Linked DNA regions of Homo sapiens: region 1 is linked to region 2. A link is an interaction called in ENCODE POLR2A ChIA-PET data of the cell type or tissue named here. Cell type or tissue: Panc1. All regions are shown on one strand.

Region 1 (5,000 bases), 250 kb after region 2:
TAAACTGAGAAAGGATGGGTCAGGGACCAGAATGGTCTGGGAAGGCATGGTGGAGGAGGAGGACGATTAGGACTTGGCAGGATGGGAGGAAGAAGAGGTTCTTCCAGGACCAGATGGGTGAAGCAAGCTTTGCTGAGGGTAGGGTTTGTGAAATCACTTGGAAATTGTGATGTTGATGACAATAATAGCAACTAGTATTTATTAAGCCCTTACTGTGTAACGGACTCTGTGATAAGCATTTTATATGTTTTCCTCACTCCTATGAGTGGTGCACTGTCAGTCCTGTCGACAAAAAGAGTCAAGCTCTGTAAAATATTTAAAGAGATTTATTCTGAGCCAAATATGAGTGGCCACTGGCCCATGACTCAGCCCTCAGGAGATCCTGAGAACATGTGCCCAAGGTGGTTGGGGTACAGCTTAGTTTTATACATATTAGGGAGACATGAGATATCAAATACATGTAAGATGTACATTGGTTTGGTCCAGAAAGGCAGGATAAGTGGAAGGGGGGATAACTTCCAGGCCATAGGTAGATTCACAGATTTTCTGATTGGCAGTTGGTTGAAAGAGTTAAGTTATTGTCTAAAACTTAGAAATGTCTGGGTTAAGATAAGTGGGTGTGGAGACCAAGGTTTTATTATGCAGGCGAAGCCTCCAGGTGGCAGGCTTTGGAGAGAATAGATTGTAAATGTTTCTTGTCAGACTTAGAGGGTCTATCAATAAATCCAAAAGGGAGGAGGGTAGAATCAGGTATGTCCAACCCCCCACCCTTCCCATCATGGCCTGAATTAGTTTTTCGGGTTAGCTTTGGCACTGCTGAGATTCCAAATTGCTGTCAATAGCCTTGCTGAGAGGAGGGGTTCATTCAGATGGTTGGGGGGCTTAGAATTTCAATTTTGGTTTATCATCCCCATTTCACAGATGAGAAAACCAAGGCTCAGTTGTTGAAGTGTCTTGCTCAAGGATGAGCAGCTGGGGAAGGGGAGGAGTCCGCCTCACCCTTCCCATTGCAGCTGGATTTTGGAAGCCAATTCCAGCTGGAGGACTAGGAGATTTGTAGTGGGTGAGAGGAGCAAATGGAGGATTTTAATACAAGAGTGAAGTAATCACAGGGCTTCTCTAGAAATGTTGGTCCAGATCAGGTTGTACCAAGGATTTACCAAGAATGCATGAATAGTGACGTGGCTGGTGTGGGGGGTGCAGGATGTCTGGGGAGACCCGTGGAAGGTGCTGGAAGGACCACTTGGGAGGACTGGAGGCCTGAATGGATGAAGAGGAGAAAGAGGAAAGTGTCAGGCTGTCCTGAAGGGCATAGAGAAGGGGGGCATTGTGAAGGGGGTGACCAGGCAGGGAAAGGGATAGGTTTGGTGAGGAAGAAGAGGACTCACAGGTGAAACTTGCTCATGAAAACTCCAGCCATGCAGCTGGGCCTTGGGGCTGGGTGGAGGGGCATTGGGAGCATCTGCCTAGAAGGAGTGGGTGGTGAGGACTGACATTCCCACCCTCCCCTACCTGGGTGGCAGGGATAAGTGGTACTGAAAGGGCCCCTTACGACATGTGCCCCAAAGCACTGTGACCTCAGAGTTTCCAGGTGGTGGTCAGGTCCCCTGGGTCCACCAAGGGCCCCTCTGGGTCATCTTGCCGCTGTCCTTGACCCCATGGGGCTGCCCCTAGGGGCTACCTTCTCTGCTTTAAACCTCACTTCCCTTCCCTGGCCCCTTATATAAAAACAAAGCAGAACCAACCCTTTGCAAACACACCCGAGAGCTGGAGGAACAGGTCTTGGGGCATTTGCTGTTGCCGGATTTACTGTGTGCTGCTTTTGTCTTGGAAGAGTAAGCATTGGATTTATCCCTCAGGGACTGAGAGAGGGAAAGAGAAACAGGATGGGGAGCAGATGGAGGCTAAACACTTTAGTGTAATGAAGAAAAACCTGAAGACTTGTCATTGAGCTCTTCAGGGTTGTCTGGCCCATGCTGGATGATCCTCTATGAAGCGTAAGCCCCCAGGGGCACGGTCTGTGCTGTGTGCTGCATGCCCATCCTGGGGTCAACCAACAGTGCTAACACTTGGTTAACCCCAATGGGATGGTGCCCAGGAGGTAGAGGAAGCAGCTAGATTATATAAATAATGGTCAATACTCCTTAGTCATGGTTGAACTGTTGGTGAACAGAGATAAGGAAGGATTTAGTGGAACGTGCATATCATTACATCTCTCTGGGCTCATGATTTTGAGCTGAGTTACTAAATATCACTCATGCTTGGCACGTAGGACCTAATGAACCATGGTCAGAGAACCAAGTCAGAGATGGTAAACTGATGGCCTGGGGCTGAAAAATGTGGCCCACAGACATTTGTTTTGTTTTTTGATCTGCACAGTGTTTTAAAAACTAAGATAGTTGAGAACACTTAAAAGTTAGGAGCCTTTATATAAAAATCTAGATTTCCTCCTTCTTTTGACAGGTGGGGATACATGGAAGTGCAAGACCTCTGTTCCGGGGCAGCCGGGCAGGAGCTTGGTGGCTGCCACTCCACCTAGGCTGGGCAGGGTGCCGCTATTTGTGCCTTTTTGACTTGAAGACAGAGTATTGTCCACCACTTGTCACTGTTGTTTGTTCCCTTGTTTAGGTCTCAGCAGTCCTGCTGCTCTGGTTTCTTTTGTCTACAAGGCCTTGGGGCATTTGAGTTATTGACCTGGTATGTTGAGCCATGGTGCTTGACTGGTGACTGGGTGCTGGGTGCTGGAACTGAGGGGCTGCAGCGTGGTGGGGAGGGGGTGCCCTAGGACAGGGGTGAGGCGAGGGTGCATCCAGGGTCTCCCCAGCCTCTGTGTTGGGGAGGGTTCTGCCGGAGCTGGATGGTGTTGGAGCTTGGCTGCTGGAGATCTGGAGGCTCTTGCTGCACTAGAGGAAAATGCTTTTGCCTCATGTGACTTATTTGTCTGAAGTGGCCCATCTGCAGTGGAGTAAGATGAGATTTCTATCACACCGGTGTTTGCCTCTCAGTGGCTTGTCGAAAATGCTCTAGGTGGAAGGTGTCGGGTGGAGCTCAGAGGGCTGTGCCCAGGGCAGAAAGGGAGGTAGGCTGGTTATTGGGAATGTGTCTTGGTGGCAGGCCATGGTGGTGAGACCCTGGCTAGCCTGTTGATTGTCCAGGGGCCTCCAACACCTGCTTCCTTACAGGGTGGGGCAGAGGCTAGGGCTGAAGAGTGGGTTCTGAGTCATGTTCTTCATTTCTTCAAGTGTAGCTGGTTTTCTGGGGGAAGCTCTGTTACTTCTTATGTCCTGAGGAGGAGGTGCAGCGTAGAGCTCAGAGGGTAAAAGCGAAACAGGTCTGTGTCCTCAGAGCATTGGAGGGACCGCTTGGCTCAGGGTCGCCTGCTAGTCCTCCTGTCTACACTGGCGGCACCTGTGTGCTTCAGTCTTCCTCTCCCATGATCCATTTTCATTTTCTTGATTACTTTTTCCAAATGTCAGAGTTCACGTGTGCTGTTCATTGACAAGTAATATGGTTTTGGCAGAACGCTGGTCCTTGGGCTACAGAACTACTTTAGTGGGCTTAAAAATGGAAACAGCCCACTATTTCCATTTCCTCCAGGTGGAGGAAAGGTTTGAGTCACTGAGTTTGGGTTCTGAAGTCACCAGGATAGCCGGGCAAAGCCACATGGAGTCAGCCATGGGTGGGCCCTGGGAGAAGGGTCTCCTGCCAGAGGGGCAGCCTGACACAGACTTACTCCATTTCAAAATTTATTTTAATGATTTACATTGAATTGTATTTATATACTTGGTTTTAAATTAGGTCATATATTCACATGGTTCAAAATTCACAAAGAACAAAAGAGCATATAGCAAAAAGTATTCTTACCTTTTAGCCACACAGTTTTCTTCACTTTGTGTTGTCAATTTCTTGTCAAATCTTTCCAGGGAGATTTTATAAATATAGAAGCAAGTGAGTGTAATATATACATGCATACACACACACACACACACACACACACACACACATTCCTTCCCTATTTCTTATAATGACTTTGGTGAGATATAACTTATATACTATATTCACTCATTTAAAGTGTCCAACCCAGCCAGGCATGGTGGCTCATGCCTGTAATCCTAGCACTTTGGGGGCCAAGATGGGAGGATTGCTTGATGCCAGGAGTTTGGACCAGCCTGGTCAACATAGCCAGACCCCACCTCTCTTAAAAAAAAAAAACAAATAAAGTGTCCAACTCAATGGTTTTTAGTATATTTACAGAGTTGTGCATCTATCACTGAAATCAATTTTAGAATACATTCATCACTCCAGACTGAAACCATGAATCCATAGTAGTTAATCTCTATGTGTCTCTGAATTTTCTTTCTGTGTATAGATTTCCCTTTTCTGGTCTTTCATATACATGGGACCATACAATGTGTGGTCTTTTGTGAATAGCTTATTTTATTTAGTACAGTGTTTTCAGGGTTCATCTATGTGTGGCATGTGTCATTTCTTTTTATTGCCGTTATGTTCCATCGAATGGGTATACCATCTTTTATTTACCCATTCATCAATAGATAGATATTGTAGTAGCCTGTTCTCAGGGGCTGCTATAAGGAACTGCCTGAGACTGGGAAATTTATGAAGGAAAGAGGTTTAATTGCCTCACAGTTAAACCTGCATGGCAGGAGAGGCCTCAGGGAACTTATAATCATGGCGGAAGAGGAAGCAAACATGTCCTCATGGTGGCAGGAGAGAGAAGTGCAAAGTGGATTGGGGAAAATCCCCTTATAAAACCATCAAATCTTGTGAGAACTCACTATCATGAGAACAGCATGGGGGAACCACCCCCATAATCTAATCACCTCCCACAAGGTCCCTCTCACAACACATGGGGATTATGGGAACTACAATTCAAGATGAGCTTTGGGTGGGGACACAGCCAAACCATATCAGGTATTTAAGTTGTTTCCTTTTTGGGGCTATTATGAATAATGCTGCTCTGAACAAGTATATGAGTTTTT
Region 2 (5,000 bases):
AAGATCTGCTAAATATTTCAGTCCTTGAGCTAAAATAACTTCCTCCCTGGACAGGAAGTGGTGTTTTATCAAGCCATTTTGAAAAAGGGATAATTCTTAGAGAATCTAAAGCTCAGCTAAGTACTAATCTTTTTAAAAATTAATCCCCCAATGGGTGAAATGATTGCTAAATAAAAGTAAAACCTTAATTTCATAATATAAATTCAAGTTTTTCCTTCTTTATGATGCCTAAAAATAATCTAAAGACAAAATTTAAGGGGGAATTTTCCATCTCCACTGGAAGAAAGGGGTAACTTTTACAACTCAAGAGCGCCTCCCTAGTGTTCAAGTTGCACTGGAGCAAAAGTTAATGCAACCAATTTTTATTCAAGAATATCCATTTTTCTTTGTTCTTTCACAAAATTCTTTAACCCATTATATAACCTTGAAAATATTACACTCCTCCCCCCAAAGAAACTTCTCATAATCACAATATATTTACTTCCCATACTGATTCAGGCAAAAATTCAAGAGTATGGTCCAAACACGATCACCTTTAAATCAGTAACCCAAGAAACTCCACGTCCAAATCCAACAGAAAACACATATCCCAACACTTCCCTTATATTTCAAATCAAGTAAGTATACACCCATTTCAACAATGTTATTAACAATAGGACATACGTGATTGCAAATTATCAAAGTAATGTCACAAAGCAAATTCTCCTAAATATCAAAACCATGAGATCCACAGAAACAAATTACTAATTCCAGAAACAATATCCTACCAAGCACTCCATTCAGACAAGCATATTCACACACCCAAAAAAATCCAATCAACTTTCCTTATTCAACATAATCTGCCAGAACCATGTCTCTCCCTCACTGAAGAAATCCACTTTAGATTTACACCAAACAAAATCAACAATGTCCAATCTAGGTAAAATCCATAATCCAAACTGTTTCAATTCCATACTCTACACACAAAGATAAATTTCGTAGCAAGAACAATATCCAAAATTCCATTTTTGAATTTAACAAAGACCAACCACCTCACATCAGTCAATAACAAATGGTGCTCGTGTATTAACCATGGATGTGTATGCTGCAGTATTTGACATGAATCACAAACAGTATGATTAACACAAAACAATTTAACCTGAACTATTTATTCTTCTCATGTAAAATGGGAAAACAGAATCAAGAACTCATTTTGTCTACCAAAATAATGCCTACCACCTTTGTAATAGTTACCAAAACTGGTATCAGTTGATTAGTAATAAATGAAAACCTGGCATTTAAAAATCAAACGTAAGTAATCTATGGCAGGGTGCAATTCATTTATTCTAAATCCCCAATTGTACAAAATAAAGACGATACAAGATATTAATCCTACTTCAAAGTTATATAAAATGGATTACACACATAATTTCAAATTTAAAAAATTGTGAATACTCCAAGGACCCTAACCCATAAATCCAACACTTCTTCCTCTAATAGTAAGACAATAGGAGACATTAATTTAAATATTCAGATGAATATTCTATAGCAAGATGTATTTATAGTATTAAAAAGCTTAAGAAACCATTTCAATCAACACAAAATAATTCAGAAGTATATGTGTATCACTCATCCTGAATTTTCGAGCAACAAGCAGTTTGTTTCAAGTTCATTAAAATCTTGTGGCAGATTAAAATCAGATTCTATTATTACCCATTGAGTTGTTTTGAAAGGTGTTTCATGAAAGCACAAACAAAACAGTATTTAAACCAAATGACCATCTAAGAGCACAACTTTGTGAAAAACGTAAATCTTCATAAACCAAGTAAAATGTTTTCGATTACACCATTTCCAATTTACCAGCTTTATTCATATTCAGTACACTTTACCACTCGGCAACTACAAAGGCCAAAGTATTACTAAAATAAAACTAAACATTTAATTAAACTTCCACTTAAAAAAAAAAACCCAAACTGAGAAATTTTTAAGTGTTACAAATTTTATTAAAAATTAACATTTCAAGAGGTCATACGCATACAAATCAAACTGCAAAAAATTCCAGGCATAAAAACTATTATCTGGGTTAGTGTGCCATCTTTCTTCTCCAAATGTCAAAATGTCCACAAAAAAAGTCTTTAGAAAGTCAAATCCACTGTCCATTTGTGTTGGGTAAGAAACCTATGTCTTCATTCACTGCATGGAATCCATGTTAAAAGAACCCTGTCTTGGTTGTATATTATCACAGGACTCTTGTATTAATCCATTTTTCCTCAATTCCCCATAGTAGACTGCCATCTTGATTTCTCAGTGGTAGGGTCCATTTGAAACTCTTCAAGCTGACTGGGTGCTTGATGAAAAAATTAAAAGAAAAAAACGCTGTTGGCATCTTAATCTTTTAAACAGAAAACATCCACCCACCTTGAAGATATCCTACCATACACAAAACTTTCATTTTGTAACAGCTTTCAACTATGAAATTGTAAAGTTGTATGCAAAACACACACACAACTCCTTGATAAGACTGCACGCCAAAGTAACAAAGTCCTTGTACTACCACAGATACATTTGTATCTATAAAAAAGTCCCAGTGAAGAGTCAGATTTTTAATATTTAACACTAACATCATTATACTGTGTACATAAAAAGTAAAAACAAAAATTAAAATTCAAAATTCCTGGAAAGCTAAATTACAGAAACACTGTGGATTCTAAATCTCAATGCAGAAAACTTTCCAAGCTTCTTCAAAGAAAACTAATTATAGAAAAGAATCTTAAGGGATTTGAAAAAAAAAAAAAACATACACACATAAAGCAGTCGATCATAGCATAGTTTTTCAATCCAACAGATGTTGGTTTTGTTTAGATAACGAAAATGGCCACTATAGGTGGCACCATCTTTAACGACATATCTGAGAATACAGAAAAGATGTAGCCACCAAAAAAAAAAAAAAAAAAAAAAGATCAAAAATGCAAAGTATCTGCCTGGCTTGATAGATTTGCCATAAAATGCTGTTTTCAAATTATATGCAACTAAAATAATACACTTTCATTACCAAAATACCAAATGTCTCTCATAGAAAAACAAATCCATTACTTAAATAATTTTAACTGAAGGGAGAAGTGAGAAGTGAGAAGTCAGATGATTTTATCATTAAATAAATGATTCAGATTCATCATGACCAAACATAATTTGAAAAAACAAGATTTAAACCCTGGTCTTCTCTATAAATTTTCCAGCTCTCCATCTGAATTTGTGGAGATACAGTCAAGTGTGACTGAATTTGAGGTAAATAAATATAAGGGCATTTTTGCCCATTAGGTAATTCCTTGTCTCCTTGGCAACAATTAGGATACTGTTTACTATATACAATACAAAAATCTACTTACTTAACTATTTGGTTAACTGAGATACTGCCACCCATATTAAAAAACATTGATTAAAGGGAGTGTCACAGCATCAGTAATAAATATCAAAAGCAAGATATTTCTCCTTGATTTTGCTCATTTCTCCCCAGCTTTAAAAAGAAAACTAAATTACTCAATTCATTCCTGATCTCAGTAAAAATCTTCCATCTGACTTGTTCATTCCTTAAAATTAAGGGACATGTACTTCTATAGAGAAGTATAAAAGTAAAAACATCATTCTCTGTCAGAGTTAATTATAAACCAATTTATTTTCAATCTCTATTGTTACAAGATTCAAGCTCTAAATGAAGTTGGTGATGTAAATACTATTATGATGAACAATGACACTGAGAATGAAAATGCATTATCAAATTACAGTCATATTTCAATATCTATAGATGCAATTTATTTATCTTAGTACCTTAATTTAAAAAACTCAAGTTTTATATTTTTCTGACACAGGACAGAGATAAAATTTATCCAGATTTCCTTCTAAAACCATTATTTTTTTCAAAAAATCCAAAGAAAATCTAATGACATTATTAATATCATTTCAAAATTACTCAAAATATATTAGTTTATGTGACAACAGCAGAGATTAGAAAACAGCATATTTATCATACTCTTACAGTCATATATTTAAAGATAGTAAAAAAAAAAAGTAAAGAAAAAAATGCTACAAGAGAAAACTCTGACAACTCTTAGGACATGAAAAAAGCTATGATCAATCTGCACTCCTGCAAAGCCAATCCAAAGCCAAAAGTGAGAATTTTGTTAATAAGGAAAAAGTGTTCACTGAGGCATCAGAGATTTAGGAGTAATCCATTTATTTTCATAGAATTCAAATTCTTATAAAAACTGTATTTGCTAAAAAATAAAAAGAAATTAGGCTTAGTTCTGTGAGCCTGGAAATTTTCTTAGAAACAAAATCCACAGTTCTTCATCTGTAAAATAAAAATAGTACCTACCTCCTGTGGCTGTAGAAAGAATACTTTTATAGGATTTTTATTACCTGACATATAGAAAGATCTCAGTAAATACTAGCTATCATTCTGATGTACCACAATAACCAAAGTACTTTGAGACCTACAAACTGACCTTACTGAATCAAAGTTCATTTATACATCATCAGTAAGAGTATCTCTGAAGAACACACAGGATCATGGGGTCAGCAGTCTTGCATTAAAATAAAATCAAGATCCTACAGAAAACTGGGTAGGGTTTAGATATCAAAACCCTCTACATGTTCCTTTCCAGTAACTTGTGAATTACTGCAGACATGGAAGACATGTTTTGATCTAGAATTCCATAATCAGACAAACCTAGATCTTTTCTGTATTTCACATATAACCTTCAAGCTCATAATATAAATGGTTAACAAAATTTTTCCCCTTTGATATTCACTAGTTTATACTTCCTTTTCAAAATAATGTGCATGTTCTAAGAGTACCATTCCCACAGCAAAGGTAAAAACTTAAATGGCAACAAAGCTTCAATGAGTAACTACTACCCCTTAAAATTCCCGCATTATCATACATCCAGAAGAACATAAAGTTGAACATGGAGGTATTCTCTTCATTGTATTTTTAATTATTTTTTAAGATGGAGGTCTCACTA

The links. Peaks named below come from ENCODE experiments on the same cell type or tissue, not always from the same donor. Only the 100,000 strongest peaks of a DNase experiment are listed, where the experiment ranks them.
Region 1: POLR2A ChIA-PET joins it to region 2 with 6 read pairs; 2 of 35 experiments call an interaction of 5 or more read pairs at or near these places.

Annotation. Positions count from the first base shown.
Region 1 is chr15:92,642,349-92,647,348 of GRCh38, reverse strand. The region is part of intron 1 of FAM174B (family with sequence similarity 174 member B); the gene reads left to right. Among named protein-coding and RNA genes, the nearest start is that of FAM174B, 11 kb to the left of the region's middle. RefSeq lists enhancers at 2,165-2,944, 3,206-3,325, 2,945-3,725. In Panc1, no CTCF peak of the experiment used is centred here; no DNase peak of the experiment used is centred here; H3K27ac peaks cover 3,623 bases.
Region 2 is chr15:92,895,050-92,900,049 of GRCh38, reverse strand. CHASERR (CHD2 adjacent suppressive regulatory RNA) reads right to left here. Exons shown (of 6, transcript NR_037601.1): 6 at 1,303-2,326. Among named protein-coding and RNA genes, the nearest start is that of CHD2, 2.8 kb to the left of the region's middle. In Panc1, CTCF peaks have their summits at 92 and 309; no DNase peak of the experiment used is centred here; H3K4me3 peaks cover 86 bases; H3K27ac peaks cover 1,797 bases.